Linked DNA regions of Mus musculus: region 1 is linked to region 2. The links are chromatin loops, found by intact Hi-C in ENCODE. Cell type or tissue: gastrocnemius. All regions are shown on one strand. Links, peaks and the distances in the headings refer to the core of each region. The heading gives the core; the rest is flanking DNA. Region 1 overlaps Ccdc125 (coiled-coil domain containing 125). Region 2 holds the start of Slc30a5 (solute carrier family 30 (zinc transporter), member 5).

Evidence for each region. A loop is a pair of places that touch in the nucleus more often than their neighbours do. Peaks named below come from ENCODE experiments on the same cell type or tissue, not always from the same donor. Only the 100,000 strongest peaks of a DNase experiment are listed, where the experiment ranks them.
Region 1: it touches region 2 in a loop (2.2-fold over the local background); 2 of 42 quality-filtered maps call a loop at or near these places.

The regions. Positions count from the first base shown.
Region 1 is chr13:100,682,814-100,685,726 of GRCm38, forward strand. Ccdc125 (coiled-coil domain containing 125) reads left to right here. Exons shown (of 12, transcript NM_183115.5): 5 at 1-31; 6 at 1,473-1,558. Among named protein-coding and RNA genes, the nearest start is that of Ccdc125, 15 kb to the left of the region's middle. In gastrocnemius, for the core only: a CTCF peak has its summit at 1,721 (motif pointing right); no DNase peak of the experiment used is centred there.
Region 2 is chr13:100,831,973-100,834,885 of GRCm38, forward strand. Slc30a5 (solute carrier family 30 (zinc transporter), member 5) reads right to left here and starts at 1,455. Exons shown (of 16, transcript NM_022885.2): 1 at 1,129-1,455. The coding sequence starts at 1,205. In gastrocnemius, for the core only: a CTCF peak has its summit at 1,620; a DNase peak (open chromatin) is centred at 1,512; H3K4me3 peaks cover 1,729 bases; H3K27ac peaks cover 1,581 bases.

The DNA.
Region 1 (2,913 bases), core at 254-2,753, 150 kb before region 2:
AACTATAGAACAAAAGAGATCTCTGGAGAAGGTATTTGCAACTGCTAGCATTGATGCAATCATTCGGATAATATTTAAACCTAATTTCCTTAGGCTCACGACCATGATGTGTGTGTTGTTCCTGGTACTCTCATAAGGAGTACTTGAGTCTTTGATAGCTTTCCCTTGGGGCACTTACATTTTAAAATAGATTGTTACATGGGTAAAGTATGGTTTATTTCCCTTTTCTGGTAGTAGAAGGTCAACCAACTTGGCACTTCTCATTTTTCTTCTCTTTTTCTTCCTGTGCCTCAGGCAGAGTAAGCATGTTTCTGAACATCTCACTGTATATGAGATTAAGCATTGTAAATCTCTCTCTCACTCTCTCTCTCTCTCTCTCTCTCTCTCTCTTAAAAATTTTATTTATTATGTATACTGTGTTCTGCCTGCATGGCCAGAAGAGGACACCAGATCTCATTACAGATGGTTGTGAGCCACCATGTGATTACTGGGAATTGAACTCAGGACCTCTGGAAGAGCAGCCAGTACTCTTAACCTCTAAGCCATCTCTCCAGCTCTAATGTCTCTTTCCTATGTCAATTTTATCATCCTTTGATGGAGCCCTTTCGGCAAAGACTCACAAGTGTAAATTTAGTTTTTGGTCTCTATATATGAGCAGAGGTGGGGACTAAGAAGTCTGGGCTCAGTACAACGTTTTTATTTTTGTTTTTTTAAAGATTTTTTTATTTATGTATTTTATGTATATGGATATTTTGTCTACATGTACAACTGCACACCAGAAGAGCACATTGTATCTCCTGGGATTACAATTATAGATGGTTGTGAGCACCGGGTGGGTGCTGTTTGAACTTAGGACCTCTGGAAGAGCAGTCACTGCTCTTAACTGCTGAGCCATCTCTCCAGCCCCTTTTTTTGGTTTTTATTTGTTGGTTTGTTTTTGGGAAAGGGTTTCTTTGTATAGCCTTGGCTGTACTGGAACTTGCTCTGTAGACCAGGCTGGCCTTGAACTCAGAGCCACCTGCCTCTGCATCCTGAGCACAGGGATTAAAGGTGTGCGCCACCACCACCCAGCAGCACAGCCACTTTTGAACCCAAACAGTTTAAAATTTCTTTTCTGTATTCAGTGAGCTTTGGCAAAGTGTTTCTAGTGCTCAAGTCCATTCAGTGTACAATTGCCATAGACTCTTCTGAGCAGCCTTTTGCTTTGTTTGTTTGTGTTTCCAGACAGGGTTTCTCTGTATAGCCCTGGCTGTCCTGGAACTCACTCTGTAGACCAGGCTGGCCTGGAACTCACCTCCCGAGTGCTGGGCTTAAAGGCGTGCGCCACCACGCCCGGCTTTTTTTGCTCTTTTAGCTGTTGCATGATTAAATGACTTACTTCACTCTTCAGTGTCTCTAAATGATTAATACCGATAACTTTTCATGAAATGCCCCCCTTTTAAAATTTGAAGGTCATGTTTCTCTTTCTATAGGAAATAAATGCCTTGCAGTGGGAAATGGAATTTGATCAGGATAGATTTAAAAATATAGAAGAATCTTGGATCCAGAAATGTGACAGGTTTGTATGTTTGTGGCACTGAGAGTTAAATGTAGGGCCTTGTGCATGTAATAGAGTTGCACTGCATCTGAGGGGCATTTATTTAAAGATTTACCGTTATTATTTTTAATTATACATGTCTAAGTGTGGATATGCATGTGTACATGAGTGCAGAGACCCACAGAGGCCAGAAGAGGGCACTGGATCCCCAGGTGCTAGAGTCACATACAAGTAGCATAACTCTCTCTGCCTGACAGAGTCAGTCCTGGGACCTGAACTCCAGACCTTTGTGTGTGCAGTGTGTGCTTCTGACCCCTGAGCCTTATCTCTGGCCCTTGGGTTTCTGGTTTTAACTAGATTTATTTCTCTTGTGAAGCTTCTGATGCTAGATAATTACGGACATTTTGTAACTAATTTCATTTTTATTCAATAGACACAGCGACCCGTTGCTTTCTGTTTTGTTTGTTTGTTTGTTTCTTTGTTTGTGGTGCTGCAGCTCAAATCCAGGGCTCAGGTTACACAAATGAACACTCCCTCACCAAGCTGCATCACTAGTGGCTCCTCCTTTGTATTTTTTTTTAAATTATGTGAGCTCTAATATAAGATTTACCATTTTAAAATATAGAGTTGGCCAGACAGTGGTAATGCGTTCCTTCAATCCCAGTACTATGGAGACAGAGGCAGGTGCATCTCTGTGAGTTCCATGCCCATGCCATCTGGGCTACACAGAGAAACCCTGTATCATTAAAAAAAAAAGTAGGAGCTGGAGAGATGGCTCAGTGGTTAAGAGCACTGACTGCTCTTCCTTCCAAAGGTCCTGAGTTCAATTCCCAACAACCACATGGTGGCTCACAACCATCTGTAATGGGGATCCGATCCCCTCTTCTGGTGTGTCTGAAGATAGCTGCAGTGTACTCACATACATGAAATAAATAAATGTCGTTTTTTTTTTAAGGTATATAGTTCAGTGATATTAAGTCCCACATAGGATTACATGCTTTTAACACCAATACTCAAGAGTCTAAGGCAGGAGGACAGCTGTGAGTTTGAGGCCAACGTGGATGGCAGTGGTGTATCGGTCCAGCCAGGGCTGCTCTGCAAGATCCGATCTCCAAAACCAAATAATATAATGACATTAAACTAGGTATGGTGGCACACACCTGTAATGACACTAAGAAGGTTGAAGCAGAGGGATTAGGTCAGCTTAGGCTATACAGCAAGACTCTGGTCCAAAGGAAACAAGCACGGAACGGTGGTACACACATGTAATCTCCTTGCTTGACTGAGGGATCACAAGTTTAAGCTCATACTCAGCCACATAGAGAGTTCAAGTTCAGCTCTAGCTACATGGGACAAACAAACAAACAAACCCACAG
Region 2 (2,913 bases), core at 182-2,681:
TAATAACCTACGATAGAAGGGCAACTCTGCCAAGCAAATAATACAGGTAAGTTGGCAAAGGATGTTTACCACGTTTAAACTATTTATACTCTCACTCTCCCCCCCCCCCCATCCTTGAACTGTTTGAGAGTAAATGAAGTATATCACATTTTACCCTTGTATTTCCTAAAAATATGGCAACTCTGCTATGAAATCTGGAGTTATCAACAGGAAATTTAACAAAGATCTGATACTTTAATCTGTCTCCATAGTCCAATTTTGTGACCTGACCTAGTCTTGTCCCTTCTATTACTTCCCTTTATTACCAAACCATAGCACTAGCCCCTTCTGCATCTAGCTGTTTTATGGTCACTGGTTGACACGTGACATGCTATAAATGAATTGCTGAAAATAGACAGAAAACCAAATGCATTCTGCAAATCCCGCAGTTGGTTTAAATTCTACTCGGCATATGGGTTCCACCCCCACCCCCCCAGACAAAAGTTAGCTGGTATCGCTGTAACCACGGTCTAAGAACCTTTTCAAAAACAATCACGAAATCTCATCGTACATACTGCTAACCAGTTTGAACGAAATTGTTGGGCTTTATTTAACACCACCTCAGAACTTAGGACAGGACCTAAGGGCACAACTGGCTAGAGGCTTTAGGAAAAGGAAAATAATTTAGGCTGGAGGAAAAGTAAAGAATTTCCACGCTACGAATCCCCGTACGGCATGAGTTTTGGGGGAGAGGGGGAACGTACATTTCGTACTATTAGAATAAGCCCCCACCTCTCCCCACAAAACCACGGCAACGAAAACTCGATGACAGGGTTGCATTTTTGCTGTGCTGTATACCCAAGTTCATCGGCTTGTACTTTGGTTTCTTCGCCTGAGACGGTGACACCTTGCGCATATCCTCTGGGCGAGCCGTGGGACAGGCTACGGAGCCCTGCGTTACTTAAGTGGCAGGGAGGGACATTCAGATCCTCTCTCTCTAGGGACTGGAACCTGGCAGGCAGTGCGTCCCGAGCCCAGACTCCCGCCCGCTCGCCGATCTCAAGCCACGGACCGCAGAGGTAGCCCGCGGGGTCCGAGCAAGGCGGGAAGCTTGTCCGCACCGCCGGCGGCCGTGGAATCCCACCTTACCGGGCGCTGGGCACGTCCACCGGCCCGAGGCCACCGCCGGGCCCGGGCCGCGCGTCCCCGCCGTACTTCTCCTCCATGCAGGCTCAGGAGCCGCTGCCCGCGCCGCGGGCTCTCCTCATGGCTCGCCGCCGCTGCGGAAGCGCGGGCGCAGGCGCGTCACTCCCCCATGTCAGCAGCGTCCTCGCAAGCTCGGCAGTCTCCGCCGCTAGCCCGGGCTCGGCAAGCAGGCACACGCACGCTGGGCGGGACTAGGCCGCGGGCTGTTCCGGCAGCGCCGTTCCCCGGAGGCCGTACGGGCAGGAACGTTACCGGGCCACGTCATCCGCCCCGGCAGCCCTCACTCCCGGGGGAGTGACCAATCCTGCGCCTGCGCGCTGGTGGACACGTGGCTTCGCTTCACTCAGGCTCCTCCCACCGCTGGGAAGGCTCCGCTCGACCCGCCCCCTCCTCGCGTCTTCAAGAGAAGCCCCTAAGAGGTCCCTGCAGCGCCACCTAAGGTCCATCTTGGCTACAGCGTGTTCTCCTCGCTCGAGGGATGGATGGATGGTCCCCTAGAAAATGCATATTTGTGTTAACAAACAGAGCTTAGCCCTTTGCTTCAGGGTTCTTCTTTCTTAAACGGCTTCACTTTGTAGCCCAGATAGACCTAGAACTCAGCATGTAGCCCAGGCTAGCCTCATAAACCTGGATGATGAATTTCAGGCGTGAGCCACATATAGGCGTTGCTAACTCAAGTGCATTAACGGTTTTTTTTTGTTTTTTTTTTTTTTTTTTTTCTAATGAGAAAGCTAAAAGTTTTTTGAAGTGCCTGTGACTCCCACAAAGAGATTATTATTTTTGGATTTCTGATGATACGATAACGCAGAGTGGGAGGCTAAAACAATGGAGAAAGGCAACTGCTTGTGGATTTAATTGTTGGGCAGGAGTACAGGCTAACCTGCTCAAGTGTGTGAGAGGGAACACAGAAGGAAGGGGCTACAGGTGTGCTATTGTAAACAATTTTATTCCCTTTCTAAAAATATTGATTTTCTTCAATCCTGTCTTTGAAATGATATTACTTAGTGTAGACATATCTATATAAAAGCTATTTTTTTACAGGTACCTGGGTCTCTATTGGTCTGAGTCTCAATAATTGTGGACATCTTGGTCAGCATGGTGGCGCATGCTTCTAATCCCAATTATAGCCAGAGGCAGTTTGAAGCCAGCCTGGTCTACATACTGAATTCTAAGCTAGCCAGGACTACAAGGTGAGATCCTGTCTCAAAAGGAACAAGAAAAGAAATAAACAATTGTAGTCACTTGACCTATCTGTTGTTTAGTTTTCCTCCCGTTCGTCGTTTGTTGTTGTTATATAGAGGCAAGGTCTTATGTAGCCTAGGCTGGCTTCCAACTTGATATATAGCTAAGGACGGACTGGAACTCTGGTCTCCCTGCTTCTGTCTTCCAAGTGCTGGCATTATAGGCACACACCCCCTTTCCGGAAAGTAGGAATAGTAATATCTATATTATAAAGCTGTTCAGAGGGAATGTGAGTGGCATTTAGTATTACTCAGTAAGTGTTAGCTATTATTACTGAGGGAGGTTTGGACTGGTGATTTGAAGGAGAAAGTGGGGTTTCCAGAAGGACAAATCATAATTAGTTGATACTATTCTACTGAATTTGAACACACACAAAGAGTCCAAGTGACATGTATGTGAGCAAGCTAGCAAAGGCTTTACCTTTAATCTGTGGTAGAGAGTAGTTAGCAAGCTGAGAGCAAGACTCAGCTGACAGTGTAACATGTT